Linked DNA regions of Homo sapiens: region 1 is linked to region 2. The links are chromatin loops, found by intact Hi-C in ENCODE. Cell type or tissue: K562. All regions are shown on one strand. Links, peaks and the distances in the headings refer to the core of each region. The heading gives the core; the rest is flanking DNA. Region 1 has its middle 46 kb from the start of SLC2A1. Region 2 overlaps CFAP57 (cilia and flagella associated protein 57).

Region 1 (8,342 bases), core at 200-8,199, 310 kb after region 2:
GCCGCTGCACCGTGGGAGCCCCTCTCTGGGCTGGCCGAGGCTGGAGCCAGCTCCCTCTGCTTGCAGGGAGGTGAGCATGGAGAGTCGCGGGCGGGAACTGGGGCTGCCCACAGCACTAGCGGGCCAGCGTGAGTTCCGGGTGGGTGTGGGCTCTGAGCCCCGCAGTCAGAGTGGCCGGCTGGCGCCGCTGGCTTAGGGCAGTGAGGGGCTTAGCACCCGGGCCAGCAGCTGCGGAGGGGGCGCCGGGTCCCCCAGCACTGCCGGCCTGGGCCACACTCGAATTCTCACCAGGCCTCAGCTGCCTCTCTGCAGGGCAGGGTTCAGGACCTGCAGCCCACCATGCCCAAGCCCTGTGGCGGTGGGCTCCCACGCAGCCCCAGCCTCCCCGACGGGTGCCGCCCCCTGCTCCGCAGTGCCCAGTCCCATCAACTGTGCAAGGACTGAGGCATGCAGGTGCATGGCACGGGACTGGCAGGCATCTCCGCACCCAGCCCTGGAGCGGGATCCACTCCGCGAAGCCAGCTGTGCTCCTGAGTTGGATGGGGACTTGGAGAACTTTTATGTCTAGCCAGAGGATTGTATATGCACCAGTCAGCACTCTGTCTCAAGTTCAGGGCTCGTGGATGCACCAATCAGCACTCTGTATCTAGCTAATCTGGTGGGGACTTTGAGAAACTGTATGTCTAGCTGAAGGATTGTAAATACACCAATCAGCACTCTGTGTCTAGCTCAAGGTTTGTAAATGCACCAATCAGTGCTCTGTGTCTAGTTCATCTGGTGGGGTTTTGGAGAATTTTTACCTCTAGCTAGAGAATTGTAAATACACCAATCAGCACTCTGTGTCTAGCTCAGGGATTGTAAATGCACCAATCAGCTCCCTGTCAAAATGGACCAATCAGCTCTCTGTAAAACAGACCAATCAGCTCTCTGTAAAATGGACCAATCAGCTCTCTGTAAAATGGGCCAATCAGCAGGATGTGGGTGGGGTCAGATAAGGGAATAAAAGCAGGCTGCCGGAGCTAGCAGTGGCAATGTGCTTGGCTGCTCTTCTGTGGTGTGGAGGGTTTGTTCGTTTGCTCTTTGCAATAAATTTTGGTGCTGCCCACTGTTTTGGTCCCCATTGCCTTTATGAGCTGTAGCACCGTGAAGGTCTGCAGCTTCACTCCTGAAGCCAGCAAGACCACAAACCCACCAGAAGGAGGAAACTCTGAACACGTCTGAACATCAGAAGAAATCAACTCTGGACACACAACATTTGAGAACTGTTAACAGTCACCGCGAGGGTTCGCAGCTTCATTCTTGAAGTCAGTGAGACCAAGAGCCCACCAATTTCAGACACAATAGTAGTTTTAAATTCCGATTAGGGGAATTCCAACATCCCTGCTATGTCTGTGTCTGCTTCTGATGGTTGCACTATTTGTTCAAGCTGTGGTTTTTTTTCTTTTAATGTGCCTTCTAATTTTTTTGTTGGAAAAAAATGAGCAGTTTTGTACTGGGTAAATGGAACTGTGGTAAATAGGCCTTTAGAGCCTGGGGAACAGAGTGAGACCTATCTCTAAACAAACAAACAACAACAAAACCTTAACTAAGCATGTCTGTAGTCCCAGCTATTTGGGAGGCTCAGGCAGAAGGAGCACTTGAGCCTAGGAATTTGAGGCTACAGTGAGCTATAATTGAGCCACTGCACACCAGCTTGGGCGACAGAGTGAGACTCCGTCTTGGGGGAAAAAAAAAGATATAGATCTTTAGTAATGTAGAAGTGCGGTGTTGCAGGAGGGAGAAGTGTTCTACAGTTCTATTATTAGGTCTCAGTTTTTTGGTGAGGCTTTGGGTCTAGGCTGTGAACTTCACCAGTGCTTCTCAGCTTTTGTTTTTTCCCCTTAGGTGGGGGCAAAACCACTAGAGGAGACTGAAGTTGGGTATCTCCCTTCTCCTACAGGGAAGCTTAGAGGAAGCTGGAGTTGGTATTTCCTTTCCCCCAGGTGGGAGGCTGCAGACTGCTGGAGTTGGGTATTTCCCTTCCCTGGGGTAGGTTAGGCTCTGGCAAAATTCTTTCTCCTGAGGGTAGACCTTTTTAAAAACAACAGAATGCTTTGGCATACTGCAAAATGGTTTATTTCCCCTCCCTCTGCTAGAAGCATGAAGGGATTTTTCTCTGAGATTTACTGTGAGGATCTGGTAGAGCTCTGAGAGGTAAAAATCACAAAAGTGTTGGGGCATCTCCATAACTCAGTACCCCTGGAATGTTTTTTTTCTTTTGAGACAGGGTCTTGCTCTGTCACCCAGACTGGAGTGCAGTGACATGCTCATGGCTCACTGCAGCCTCAACCCCTTTGGGCTCAAGCGATTCTCCTGCCTTAGCCTCCTGAGGAGCTGCGACTAGTGGAGTGCACTACCAAACCCAGCTAATTTTTAAAGTTTTTAAAGAGACGGGGTCTTGCCATGTTGCCTAGCCTGGTCTTAAACTGTTGAGCTCAAGCAATCCTCCCACCTCAGCCTCCCAAAGTGTTGGGATTACAGGTGTGAGCCACCATGCCTGGCCCCTGGTGGAATTTTTAACTCTCTGAGTTGTCCACACTGTTTCTCCAAAAATTGGGGCAGTTACAGTTTAGGTTTTCCTATTCCTGTTTTCAAACCTCCTGTAGAGGCTTCTGCTCATCTGTTGCATTTCCAGTAACTTGTGACTGCCTGTATTTCCTGTCTCTCCAATTTTGGCGGCAGCAATCTGCCTAGTGGTCTCATTCCTCTAACAAATCTAAGAAGAGTTGTTCAGCTTTTGTTTGGTTTTGTTATTGTTGCTCAGCCTTTTAACCTGTTTAGATGGAGTGTTACCTTCTAAGCTCCTTACATGCTGGACCGGAAACCAAATTTCTGTCCTTCGTTTCTGAAGGACAGTTTTCCTGAATACTATTCTTGCTTGGCAGGTTTTCTTTCAGTGCTCTGAATATATCATCCCACTCCCTTCTGTCCTGTAAGGTTTCTGCTGAGAAATCTGCTGATAATTTTATAAGAGCTCCCTTGTGCTTGATGAGTCACTTTACTCTTGCTGCCTTCAGAGTCTCTCTTTGACTTTTGACAGTTTATTATGTGTCTCAGGGATGGCTTCTTTGGATCATATATTGTATCCCATAAGTCCCTTAGGCTTTCTTAACTTTTCTTCATCTTTTCTTTTGTTTCCCCTGACTCAGTAATTTCAAATAACCTGTCTCAAATTTCCTGATTGTTTCTTCTGCTCAATTAGATCTGTTATGATCCCTTCTAGTGAATTGTTCAATTCAGTTATTGTTTTTTTCAACTCCAGAATTTCCATTTGGTCTTTTTCTTAACAGATTCTTTTTTTTCTTTTTAGAGACAGGGTCTCACTCTATTGCCCAGGCTGGTCTCAAACACCTGGGCTCATGTAATCCTCCTGCCTCAGCCTCCCAGAGTGCTGGAATTTCAGGCCTGAGCCACTGCACCCGGCCTCTGCGTCTTTGTTGGTATTCTGGTTTTTATGGGTCACTTCCTGGTTTCATTTGTGTATCTGATTCTCTTGTAGCCCACTGAGCCTCTTTAAGATGATTATTTTGAATTCGTTGTCAGGTAATTCATAGATCTCTGTTTCTTTAGGGTTCCATTTCTGATACATAGTTGGTCCTCTGGACCATGTTTCCCACTATCATCATATGTCTTGTTATTTTTTGCAAGAGTTTGTGGATTTGAAAAAATGACCATGTCTTCCAGTTTTAATGGATTGGCTTCATAAAGGGGAAAACCTTAAACATTCAGCTCAACTAACAGTTTGGGGGAGTGGTCTCTCAAACCTTTTCTGGAGATACGTATTCTTGGGCTTGTGCCTGTGATTTCCCAATTCGAGAGGTTTGCTGGTGTCTTTTCAGAAGCTTGTGGTCTCTTGCTCTCTCTGGTGTCTGTCTACAGTACTGCAAGTTCTCAGGGTCTACAACAAGCTGTTGATGTCTCTTGTTCTCAGCAGTCCCCAGGGGATGTGTATGTATGTATGTATATATATATATGTGTGTGTGTGTGTGTGTGTGTGTATGTGTATATATGTGTATATATATGTGTATATATGTATATATATGTGTATATATGTATATATGTGTATATATGTGTATATATACACATATACATATACACATATATGTATATATATACGTGTGTGTATATATATATATATATATAATTTTTTTTTTAACTTTATCAGCACTCAGTGTCAGGCAAGACAGAAACCGGTCCCTCAGGGAGCCCCCTGAAAAGCCTGAATGTTGGACGCACATTCTACTCTTCTGTTTCACTCTCAAGGTAGAAGCTTCAAGTTGGGCATTTACTCCTGAAAGCACCAAGCTGTACTGGCTTTGGGAAAGGGCTATTGTAGGTTAAATGAAAATGTTTCTTCTTACCCATTTTAATATAGCTGTTCTTGACTTTGAACTTGCCTCAGGCACTAGTTTCTAGAATTCTCATAAAAGCTTTTTGGACCATATATTAAGTCAGTGTCTATGGAGGAACAAGGTCTGAGATGTCCTATTATGCTGTATTACTGATGTTACTCCTCTCAGGAAGATTAGTTTTTGAAAAGAGTACATGCAGAAAGTAAAGATCGGGATTTGGACATCGATTCCCTTAAAGCTAAATATGTTCACATATTCCTTGGAAATTTTTTTGGACATCCACAGGTATGAATACCCAGTTTGAAGATAACCTTTTTGGAGGATTCAAATTAGTATTCTTTTGGCTGCCTTTGGGATTTTGTTTCCTAAGTCTGCCTTGAATGTGCTCTCAAAATACCTACTTCCTATACTGGATCTCTTCCACCCCCAAGCTGGGCACCTGGGTCAGAGGATGTGTCTGGCAGGCTTTGAATGGTATAATGGTTAATTTTATGTGTCAACTTGACTGGGTTAAGGAAGACCCAAATGGCTAGTAAAACATTATTTCTGGGTATGTTTTTAGAGTATTCCCAGAGATTAGCATTTGGGTCAGCGTACTGAGTAAAAATGATTCACCCACCCTAGTGTTAGCAGGTCTTATCCAACTCATTGAGGGCCCATCTGAATGGAATAAAAAGGTAGAGGAGGGGGGAATTCTCTCTCTCTCTCTTTAGCTGGGACATCCATTTCCTTCCTTTGGACATTGGAGCTCCTGATTCTTAGGCCTTCAGACTTCAGGAGTCAGAGCAGCAGCCACCTGGGTCTCAGGCCCCCAGCCTTGGATTGGGAGTTATATCATTGGCTCCCCTGTTTCTCAGGCTTTCAAATTCACACTGAATTTCACTACCATATTTCCTGTTTCTCCAGTGTGCAGGCAGTATATCATGGGACGGACTTCTTGGCCTCTACAATCACTTGAACCAATTCTTATAATATATCTGCCCTTAATATCTGTATAAATATCTTATTGGTTCTGGTTTTTTCGAGAACCCTGACTAATGCAGATTTCGATACTGAGAGTGGTTCTAGAGCAACAGAATTTTAAGGATGAGTTTGCTGAATTGGTTTTGGGGCTTATGGAATTGGCTCTTCAATCATCTTAGATTTCAAGATGCTAAGGACTCTATAGTAGTCTATTGCATGAACTATTTATAAAGATATGCATTAGATGCTCCTAGTTTACCAAATATAAGAAGTAAAAACCTAAGTAACTCTGTATATGATACTTTCAAACGTTTTTGGAAAACCAAGGAATATAATGCCATTGGTTGGTTGCTCCTAATGTCACTGAACAAAATGGTGAAAGAGGAGGATGAGCTCAGAGATTCAAATTACCAGCTTGAGCTTCAAATAAATGATCTAAGAGCTTCTACATGTGCCCTGAGGGAGAGCCTTATCTCCTAAAACCTCAGTACTGAAATTGCTGCAAATGAAACAGAAGATTTCATCTTGTAATTGGCTGAATTACAATGCAAATTGAACACGCAGCCTTACTACAGGGTGTAAGTAGGCAGCCTTACACCCTGCCTACTGTTGAAGTGAGGGTATTCATTGGGAAATAATGTCCCATCCAATATATTAGGATGGGGACTTAGGGGAAGACCCTAATGAAGCTGAGGACATTGAGTCTTAAATCCTGATAAGTCTCTTTTGCTAGTGGAAGAGTTCTTTCCACCCCCAGAAAAAGTTGCCTGCCTACTCTCAACAGAAGTGGCTTCCCCAACCCCAGCAAAAGTGGCTTCCTTACTCCCAACAAAAATGACCTCCCCCACTGCAGTGGTACTGGCTTTTCTACCTCTGCCCAATGGGATTAATCCTAAATTGCCTGAGGGATGGTAGTGGCCTCCACTAAAGCAGTTGCTAAGCAAGATAATGTTGATTCTTCTCAGGACTCATCCCCACCTCTCCTCTTTCTTCTACACCCCTAACTAGACTCAAGTCCCAGCAGGCCCTTAAAGTGATTTATGGCTCATGAGAAGATATGTTATATTCCAAAAGAATTATTTGAGTTTTCTTCTTATATAAGCATAAATTTAGGGAATGTGTGGGAATGGATATTAAAAGTATATAATAATGGCAGAAGGAACATAAAGTTGGATGGCCTAATTTATTATTTTCCAATCCTGCTCCTTCTTTACAGGCCTAATTTATTGATATGGACCCACTAAGCAGAGATTCTGCATTTAATGTTGCCTCTTGGGGAAGTTAGGGCTCTAATCATTTGTTTTTTGGCTGAAACATGGATCAAAAGGTGGCCCATGATGAGCGAGTTGGAAATGCCCGATCTCTCTGGTTTAATGTAGAGGAAGGGGTTCAAAGGCTTGGGAAAATTTGAATGTTACAATGGATTTGTCATTTAAGACCTACTAACCCATACAAAGAGAGTCCAGAAGTCATATCTTGCACAATACTTTCAGAAATAAATTTATGAGGGTGTAGTCCCAGCACTTTGGAAGACCAAGGCGGGCAGATCAGTTGAGGTCAGGAGTTTGAGACCAGCTGGGCTAACATGGTGAAATCCCATCTCTACTGAAAGTAAATACACAAAAAAATTAGCTGGGTGTGGTGGCGGACACCTGTAATCCCAGCTACTCAGGAGGTTGAGGCAGAAGAATCACTTGAACCCAGGAGGTAGAGGTTGCAGTGAGCCTAGATCACGCCACTGCACTCCAGCTTGGGTGACAGAGCAAGACTCCATCTTTAAATAAATAAATAAATGAAATTTATGAAGGGTTCTCCAACATCCTTGATCACTCTCTTCTGTAGGCCAGATCTTACAGTGGGAATCACAGCCACTGAACTGGAAAACGAAGGTAGTCAGAGTAATTAGATTATGTGGTGGCAGGGGCCAAGTAGCAGCACTAAACTGTCAAAGGTATGGTGGGCATAGTTACTATAATGGACAGCAGAGCCAAAGCAGCAATAGGAATAACCTGACTCCTGCAGACTTATGGCGTTGACTAGTTAATCATGGTATTCCTAGAAATGATCTGCATAAGCAGAAAGGTTCCAGGTCAAGTGAACAATAAGTCTAACTCAAATCATTTTTAAAAAGAGTCAATCCCTCAATGAATTCCCAGACTTGAGCCAGTTTACAGATCCAGAACCCCTTGAATTAAGGGAAATACAGGTCCCCTGGAGGAAGGATCTTGGTGCACTACCAAAAATTTATGCTGTTCATCTTTCCCTCAACCTTCCTCAAAGGGACCTATAGTCTTTAATCACAGTAACTCTGCATTGGGGAAAATAAAATCATCAGACCTTTCAGAGACTACTGGACACTGACTCTGAACTGACCTTGATTCCAGGAGACTCAAAATGTCACTGTGGCACTCCAATCAGAGTAGGGGATTATGGGGGCCAGGTGATTAATGGAATTTTAGTTCAGTTCCATCTCTCAGGGGGCCCAGTGGGTCCCCAAACCCATCCTGTAGTTATTTCCCCAGTTTCAGGATGCATAAGGAACAGATATACTTAGCAGTTAGTAGAACCTCCACATTGGTTCCCTGACAATGAAATGAGGGATATTACCATGGAAAAGGCCACTAGAAGCCACTAGAACTGCCACCACCTAGGAAAACAGTAAAACAGAAGCAATAACTGCATTCCTTTCATTGCAGAGATTAGTGACACCAGATACAGGGGTGGTGATTCTCACTACATCTCATTCAACTCTCCTAATTGGCCTGTGCAGAAGACAAATGATCTTACAGAATTAGAGTGGATTATCATAAGCTTACCCAACTGGTGACTCCAACTGCACCTGCTATACTTGATGTGGTTTCATTGCTTGAACAAATGAACACATCCTCTGGTACCTGGTATGCATCTATTGATCTGGGAAATGCCTTTTGCCACCCCTGTCTATAAAGCCTACCAGAAACTATTTTCTTCTGGCTGGAAGATCAGAAA
Region 2 (8,320 bases), core at 55-8,054:
TTCTAGCCTCAGCCTCCCGAGTAGCTGGGATTACAGGCAATTGCCACCATGCCCAACTAATTTTTTTTTTTTTTTTTTTGTATTTTTAGGAGAGACAGGGTTTCACCATGTTGTCCAGGCTGGTCTTGAACTCCTGACCTCAAGTGATCTGCCCACCTCGCCTTCCCAAAGTGCTGGGATTACAGGCATGAGCCACTGCGCCCGGGCTGAAAGATTTTTTAAAAATTCATTTTTGCATTTATATTAACCAAAGTCATGGGAATGACAACTGGAGTGTCCAATTAGGATGAGACTAGCTGTGCATGAGCTTTCATTGACCTAACTCCTAATGACTTATGGACTATATCTGGTGGACACTAGTATTTCTGATAAGAGGGAGGTTTGCTGACTGTTTTGGGAGAATGGGATCATTCACTGGATTTTTTCACGGCTAGGTAGAGTAGACCCTCCCCCTCTAGTCTATCCCAGGCCCTTTGGTCAAATTTCAAGGCTCTTGGTAACCTTCTGGGGGGTGCCAGGAGGCCCTAATGAACACATCCATGTTCTAGACACAAAAGGGCAGCTTTTAGAAGGTTTTCCTCATTACTGGAAGCATTTTGTATAGACAGAATAGCCCTCTGACCCAAAGCCTGGCATAAAGGTGGCACTCAAATATTTGATGAATGAACGAATAATGGCAAGTGTGGTGGACAAAGGAGAGCAATAGTGAGGGACACGAAAAGAGCCTGAAACACCCTGCTTCTGGAAGAGGAATGACAAGATAAGAAGGCAGTGTTGGCAGAGTTATATAGAACCACCTTGTAGGGGATACACATTGAGTGTGGGTATTTGCACAGCTAAAGAATGTGCCCATTAGAAAGGGCCGCCCAGCTTGTTGTAGACTTAGAGATCTAAGGCTGATTAAGAAGTAGTTTCTGCCTTCAAGAGGCCTCAGGTCTGCAAGGATAAGAAAGAAGTAAATCAGAAATTCAGGTGGAGTAGGATAAACACTGCAGTTAAGGCAGAAAGCACTGTGTGTACACAGAGGAGGTGAGCAGGCAGCACCCAAAAAGATGGGATGCGTCCACTGGATTTGGGAGGAAGAATAAGTATTAGAGGACAAAAGGGGAAAGAATTCCAGGCAGACAGAACAGCCTGCACACAGAGAGGACCAGAGGCATGGGCAGCCTGGCGCATCTCTGCAGGCTGCAAGTGGCTTAGGGTGGCTGCAGGAGCAGGGATTTGAAGAGGGGGGAGAGGGGAGGGAGAAGAGGCTGGCTGAGCTAGGTCATGCAGGATCCAAGGGCAGAGGCTCAAATGGTGAGAAGTTTGCCTTTATCCTGAAAGCTCAGAGAGCCACTGAAGGCTTAGACCAGGAGTGGAATGATGTAATTTGCATCTTAGAGGGCCTGATGCAGAGGTTCTGCTGAAAAGAGCAAGACGGGGGCCAGGCAGACCAGTCAGGAGGCTGCCAGTTTGGCTGAGGAGGCAGATGATAGCGTCCTAGGCCAAGGCAATGGCAGCTGGAAGAGAGAAAGGGGGCTTCTGTTTGCGGGGCTCCCGAAGATCATGTCTGAGTGCCTCATTCTCTAAATCTCAGGCCAGCAGTGACAGATGAGGTTAGCAGAGAGGGCATACAGGAGTATATTGTTTACTTCTGTTCATTTTTTCCCCCAGGCAAAGACTCATACTACTCTGAGAATAAAAATAATCTGTTTATAGAAAAATTGGGAAATAGGTCAAATTTGAGTAGCTGGCTGGACAGCCAGAAGCCTAGCCCCTTATGTGGAAACAAGCATCTTTTCCCAGTGTGGAAAATCCATCTACTTTTCCATGTGTTTTTCATCACACTCAGAGATTCTCAATGGGGCTCAGGCAGGAGGGTAGAAAGCATTTTGCACCCCCCAGGGGACCTCTGGCAAGGTCTGAAGGCATTTTTTAGTTTTAACATCCTGGATAGGGGGTGTTTTTGGGATCTAGCAGGTAGGGACCAGGGACGCTGCTAAACATCCTACAATATACAGGACAGACCCTCCATGACAGAGAATTACCTACCTCAAAATAGTAGTAGTGCTGAGCTTGAGAAACCCTGCCCTAGTAAATGAGTGTAAACTAAAACGACAAGCCTCGGGAAACCTCTCCCCTAGGCAGGGCAAAGGGACCCTTGGATCATCAGAGCCAAGTTGGAAAAAGAGTATGTGAGGGCGGGTACCTGAATCAGGAAGTGTTATTAGAAGTTGCAGCTCTACAAATGAGCCAAGGGCTTGAGGCTTCCTTCCTGGGAGAAAAAGACCTTTACAGGAGATCCACAGTGCATGAACCAAAGGTGTCTATGACCCCCAGAGGGAAGCCCCAAGGTCAGAGGCTCCCAGAAGCACCCAGGCCCAGGTATCAGTCCTGACAGCAACTGGCACCAGCGAAAGGAGGTAGGAGGGATCCTGCTGGAATCACTCCCAAGGTGCAAGTGTATTCCCTGCTGAGCATCAAGGCCACGGTTGGCCCCTGTTACTGCCAGAGAAGATGAATGGTCCCCCCAGGTGTGCTGGTGGGGAAAGTAAGCTGACCATTAGCAAACAACGGACCCGACCTGAAATGCAGCTGACAAATGTGTCAAATGAGGAAGGAGAAAGGGGGCAGTGATTTCCAGGGGCCTGTGGTGTGCTGGCCCTCCAGGTGGGTGGGGCCTCTGCTCTTCCTCTCATCTTCTCAGGCTGCTATGGTCTGATGAACGTTGGTGCCCTCCACCCCAAATTCCAATGGTGAAACCTAACCCCCAAAGTGATGGGATTAGGAGGTCAGGTCTTTGGGAGGTGATCAGGTCACGAGGGCAGAGCCCTCACAAATGGGATTTGTGCCCTTGTACGAGAGGCTGGAGGGAGCTTGTTTGCCCCCTTTTGCCCTCCCATCACATGAGGACACATAGCAGGTGCCATCTATGAGGAACAGGCCTGGACACCAAATCTGCTGGAGCCTTGGTCTTAGACTTTCCAGCTTCCAGTACTTTCAGCAATACATTTCTGTTGGCCATAAATTATCCCTTCTAAAGTATTTTGTTATAGCACCCCGAAAGGACGACAGCTGCCATTTTGGGGCCCTGAAAGCACTCAAGAATGGTAGGAGGCCCAGCGGAGGCAGGTCTGTGGTCAGCTGGGGGCATCCTTTCTCATCCCAGAAGCCAGGGAAAAAGTCATTGTCACAAGGACATACCCTCTCTGGGCCCCCTGGCCCTGGACTGATCTCCACCTGGCTCTTTACTGGGCTTACCAGAGTACAGGCGTCACCGGGCAGACTGGCACCCCCATGGCTCTGGCACTTCTAGTTGGGTCATCAGTGCTGTCTGACACCCTTGTATCTGTTATCCCGGCTCAGCACAAACAATTAGAGAAGATGGAGGAGGGAGCAGAAGCCTATTTTGTCTAGGGCGGTCAGGGAAGGCATATAGGCTGAGACCTGAAAGATGCAAAGAAGCCAGCCATGTGGCGATCTGGGGGAAGAGCCTTCCAGGCAGAGGCAGCAGCACTGCAGAGGTCCTGAGATGGAAAAGCGTGACTTACAGGAACTGTCAGAAAGTCAGTGGGCTGGAGCAGGGAGGGGGAGCTGTGAGAGGAGGCTGGAGAGGCAGGGAGAGGCTGGATCACGCAGGACCTTGTGGGCCTGACTGGGACTTTGGATTTTACTGTAGGTGGGATGGGACCCCACTGGGGAGTTCACTCAGGCCTCTATGTGGAGACCAGACTGGAGGCTGGAGTCCAGTCCAGATAAGAGATGGTGGCTGCTTGTACCAGGGTGATAGCAGCAGCGGGAAAGGAGGGTTTGATGTGAGATATGTTTTGGAAATTGATCAGACAGATGTTGGTGATGATTTGGATAAGGAGTTAAGAGAAGTGAAGAATCAAGAAAGACTTCTGCATTTCTGCATTAAGTAACTGGGTGGATCATAGACCACTAACTGAGAGAGGGAAAACTGGAGGAAGGGGGAGAGAAAAATCAAGAATTCGGTTTTAGATCAACATGGACGCCACTGTCAGCCCAGCAGGGGAGGCTGATGGGGCAACACACGTTGCAGGGAAAGGTGGCGTGTGGTGGGGGGCATGGGGGACCTCACAGGATTCTCAGAAACCCTTGTCCAGTTGATCCTGCTTCTAATCTCGCCTCTCTACCTTCATCCTGTTTGCTTCCCAGAACATATTCTTAATTATGCCACTCTTCTGCTCAAGAGCCTCTGATGACTTCTCATTCCTTATCAGATGAAGTCCAAACACCATGGCCTCACCTGGGGTCTCAACCAACATTTCCAGTTTGAGAAAAAAATGCTGAACTAGAAGGATAGCCTGTTGGCTGAGTACACACTGCCCTCTGGTGGCCAAATGCCCAATAGCTGCATCTCCCTTAGGAGGGCACAGTACACCGCACACTGAGGCACGGGTAGGGCCAAAGCCCATCTCCAGGTCCCGTGGCAAGTTAACTCCCAAGCGATTTGCTTTCGGTCAGCTGAGCCTGCAGCGGGGCCACGGCCTTCCCTGTTGCACCCCTGTGGACTGGAGGCTGCACACACCTTGGGAGCAGAGAGGACTGTGAGAAGAGCTTCTCCTCAGTCCCTGAGGCCAGCTAGCCAATTGTGGAAGAAGAGACAGAGGGTCTGAGAGGCCAGAGTGTTGCAAATGGCTTCTTACCTCCTGAATCTGTTCCTTCATCACCCTGATCTCATTCTCTCGAGGTTCTATTTGCTTCTTCAGCTCCTTTATTTTGTAGTCAAGCACAAACTTGAATTTCCCTAGTTCTTGATTTTTCTTTTTCAGATCATAAATTCGCTTCTCCTGGGGGTGAGATGAGAGAGAAGTGAGAGATATTGTAAGGCCCTGGTATACTGCAGCCCTTTAGGGCAAAAGAGCACGAAGCCTGTGACTCTCCTGGTTGAAGAGGTCAACCAGGAGACTCCTCTCCTCCCTTCGTCAGTACAGAGGCTGGCACTCCCCCCATGGGGCTACAGCACAGACCCCTCAGCCTCTGTACAAGGACTCTCATGCATTCACTCACTCATTCATATTAGGTTGTGAACAGCGGTATTTTCCAACGATGGCCCCCACAGCATCTCCCGCCCCACACTCCAGCTGTTCTACAGCGTGACCTTGCTGCTTCTCCATCAGGAGGTGGAAGCGAATCCCCTTCCCTTGCATTTGCCTTGACTTGTGACTTGTTCGTAACCCAAATAATGCAGCAGAAGGGAGACTGTGTGGCTTCCAAGGCTAGGCCAAAAAAGGCCAAGCAGCTTTTATCTGGCTCTCTTGGGACACCTGCATTGGGGGAGGGCATCTGCTATGTAAGAAGTCCAACTACACTGAGACATCCAGGCTGGTGGGCACATTAGGGGCTCTGATCAAAAGACCCAGCTGAGCCTAGCCTCCCAGACACCCCTGCCAAGGTGCCAGACATGTGACTGAAGAAGCCACATTGGATGTTGATCTTCCAGCCTCCAGCTGTTTTGAGTCACCCCCAGTATTCCCAGCTGAGGCCCCAGACATCGGGGACAGAGATAAGCCATCCTTTTGTACCCTGTCCAGATTCCAGATCTGTAGCACCTGTAAGCAGAATAAAATAGTTGCTTTCAATCACTTAGTTTTTCTTTTTGAGATGGGTCTCACTTTGTCACCCAGGCTAGAGCGCAGTGGCACGATCTTGGCTCACTGCAACCTCTGCTTCTCAAGTTCAAGCGATTCTCCTGCCTCAGCCTCCAGAGTAGCTTGGATTACAGGCATGTGCCACCACTCCTGGCTAATTTTTATATTTTTGGTAGAGATGGGGTTTCACCATGTTGGCCAGGCTGGTCTCGAACTCCTGACCTCAAGTGATCCACCTGCCTCTGCCTCCCAAAGTGCTGGGATTACAGGCGTGAGCCACCACACCTGGCCTCAATCAGTAAGTTTTAAGGTTAATTTGTTGCACGGTGATAGTAATCAGAACATAAGTATATCCATCCATCAAACATTTACTGAATGAAGATCTTTTGTCAAGTATTGGGTTTCCAAATATAAATACAACACAGTCCCTTGCCCTTAAAAGAAAACACTAGTTGGGAAAGAAGACACAGAAGCAAATCTAAGCCTAAAATGTGATAAATGTTGTAAAGCACAGAAGGCAAAGTATATATTGAGGGTGCTGAGAATGACTGGCTTGAGAGCCAAGCGGTGGTTCATGGGGGAAGTGAGAGGTGAGGCTGGGGAAATAGAGGAGGGAGGTGAGGGTCTTCATGTTGGGGGAAAGAGTTCAGAATTTATCTCCTAGGCCAGGGGTTGGCAAACTCCAGCCTGTGGGCCACATTGGGCCTGCTGTCTATTTCTGTAAAACTTTATTGGAACACAGCCAAGTTAATTGACTAATGTTTTGTTTATGGGTGGTTTCACACTACAGCAGCGGTGTTGATTCGTTGAGACAGACCACATGGCCTCCAAAGCCAAAAATATTTACTACCTAGGTCTTTACAGAAAGAGCGTGCTGACCCCTGCTGTAGCAATGGGGAGCTGTGAGGGCTTTGAGCAGGAGAGTGGCAGCATTGCACCTGTACCCTGCCAGTCCATGGTGGTGGGAGATGGGAAGTGAGGCCATTAGACTGCTTAGGAGGCTGTTGCCACTTTCTAGGTGAGGAGGCCTTTGTCTCTTTCTTGTCAAAGCCCCCTTTGAGAATCTGAACAGAGCTTTGGATCTTCCCTAAAAACAAACAAACAAACAAACAAACAAACAAACAAACAAAACCCTGGATATGTACACCGACACTCACATGCAGAAATGACATCCAGGCATGATCCCATGATCCTATGTGATCCTTACAAGACCCCTTGAGGTGGTTATCATCCCCATTTTATAGGTGAGAAAATGAAGGCTTAGAGAAGTTGCTCGAGGTGCAATGGTCAATAAATGGAACCTGTGCCAGACCTAGTTCCCTAACACTGAAGCCCACGTCCTTGGCCCTTGGAGAATTCCACCTGCCTTGGGCCGTAGTGGCAGGGGAGATGGAGAGGAGGGCACGGAATCTGGATGTGCTCAGGAGGATGATACTACATACTGGGTATTGAGGTATCTGCCCCACAGAATGTGATGTCTCTGACGTCTGAGTGTTTTGTAAGAAAGGCATCCCAAAAGTGGAGGCAGCCTCCTGGACAGGGTCAATCCCAGGAGAGTCCCTCTGCGACAGGGGGACCATGTGGTCAGTGCGGCAAGTGAGCTGTCCCCAGCCCATGGGGAAGCGCCTCCAAGGATGCCTGGAGCAGTGGAGTCAGCTGACTCGGTTCTTATTGCAGCCTGTCACCTATTGAAGTGTGTGACCCTGGGCAAGATACCCAGCCTCTTGGAGTTCAGCTTCCCGAACCATAACACTGGGTTCTCAGGCCCCCTGGGTTGTTGGCAGAGCTGAAAGTGATGTGTTGACAGCGATTAGCCCAGTGCCAAGCACACAACAGGCACTTCACTGACGGCTGGTTCCCCCATCAAGTTAAAGAAATGCGTCCTGAGAAGCTAGGGACCCTCTCTCCCCTGAGCTTTGCCTTCCTCGCCTTGGCCCATCTGGCCGTAGCTGAGGGAGGACAGAAGGAGAGCTGCACCTTGTCTTGAATAGTCTCGTCTCTTTCCTGGATCTCTCGCTTGAGGCCTTGGATGTCCTTCTCCAGAGACTTAATGACTCCTTGCAGCTTCATCTGCTCTCCTTTTAGGGTCTCGATGTCATTGGTTCGTTCTTCAATCTCCTTCTGTAGGCTGCTGAACTAGAAAAGCGAACAGCAACAACAAAGACCACTAAAGTCAGAACTCATCTCCATCCCTCCCACTGTCTCAGTGTAAGGGGCTCCCCACCACTGGCCACCTTCTGTGGACTGAAAACACTTAGCATTCAACATTTCTGGGATTTTAGGAGTGAATATCTGGAGCATTTGGGACGGTTCAGGAATTTCCCAGGCCAAATGGATGATGTAGTATTCTGTCCCATAACATCCAGGCCCATTCTCCATATGAGAGGACTGACTGTCTTCACAAGAGGTTCCAGAGACCGGTACACCAAGTGGACCAGAGACTTCTATGACCACACTGATCTTGAAAAGCTGGGATCCACACTGCATCAAGGTCACAGAAAGTGGGCCCTAACTGATGAGCCATCTTAGCCATGACCAAGAAGGGAAGACTGATTGTTCCCTGGATTTACTAGTGTGCTTTCTAATAGGAAGAAACTTCAGCTTGCTTTGAACTTAGCTTTTCCAGGGCTAAATGTTTTGGGGAAACTGAGTTGAATCCTCCCTCACCCCTGATGGTGAGTGAACTAAAAACATCTTCCCCACTTTGTAAACTAAGCATCCTA

Evidence for each region. Hi-C counts contacts between places; a loop is a spot of excess contacts. Peaks named below come from ENCODE experiments on the same cell type or tissue, not always from the same donor. Only the 100,000 strongest peaks of a DNase experiment are listed, where the experiment ranks them.
Region 1: a loop joins it to region 2, with 6 times the contacts of the local background. A loop is called at or near these places in 11 of 110 quality-filtered maps.

Annotation. Positions count from the first base shown.
Region 1 is chr1:42,909,107-42,917,448 of GRCh38, reverse strand. No RefSeq gene overlaps it. Among named protein-coding and RNA genes, the nearest start is that of SLC2A1, 46 kb to the left of the region's middle. In K562, for the core only: a CTCF peak has its summit at 3,905; a DNase peak (open chromatin) is centred at 3,888.
Region 2 is chr1:43,223,459-43,231,778 of GRCh38, reverse strand. It overlaps CFAP57 (cilia and flagella associated protein 57), which reads right to left. Exons shown (of 23, transcript NM_001378189.1): 17 at 7,575-7,733; 18 at 4,653-4,796. All of the region lies in intron 1 of LOC105378685 (a long non-coding RNA gene), which reads left to right. Among named protein-coding and RNA genes, the nearest start is that of TMEM125, 42 kb to the left of the region's middle. In K562, for the core only: CTCF peaks have their summits at 4,338 (motif pointing left) and 6,466 (motif pointing left); DNase peaks (open chromatin) are centred at 4,358 and 6,438; H3K27me3 peaks cover 4,190 bases.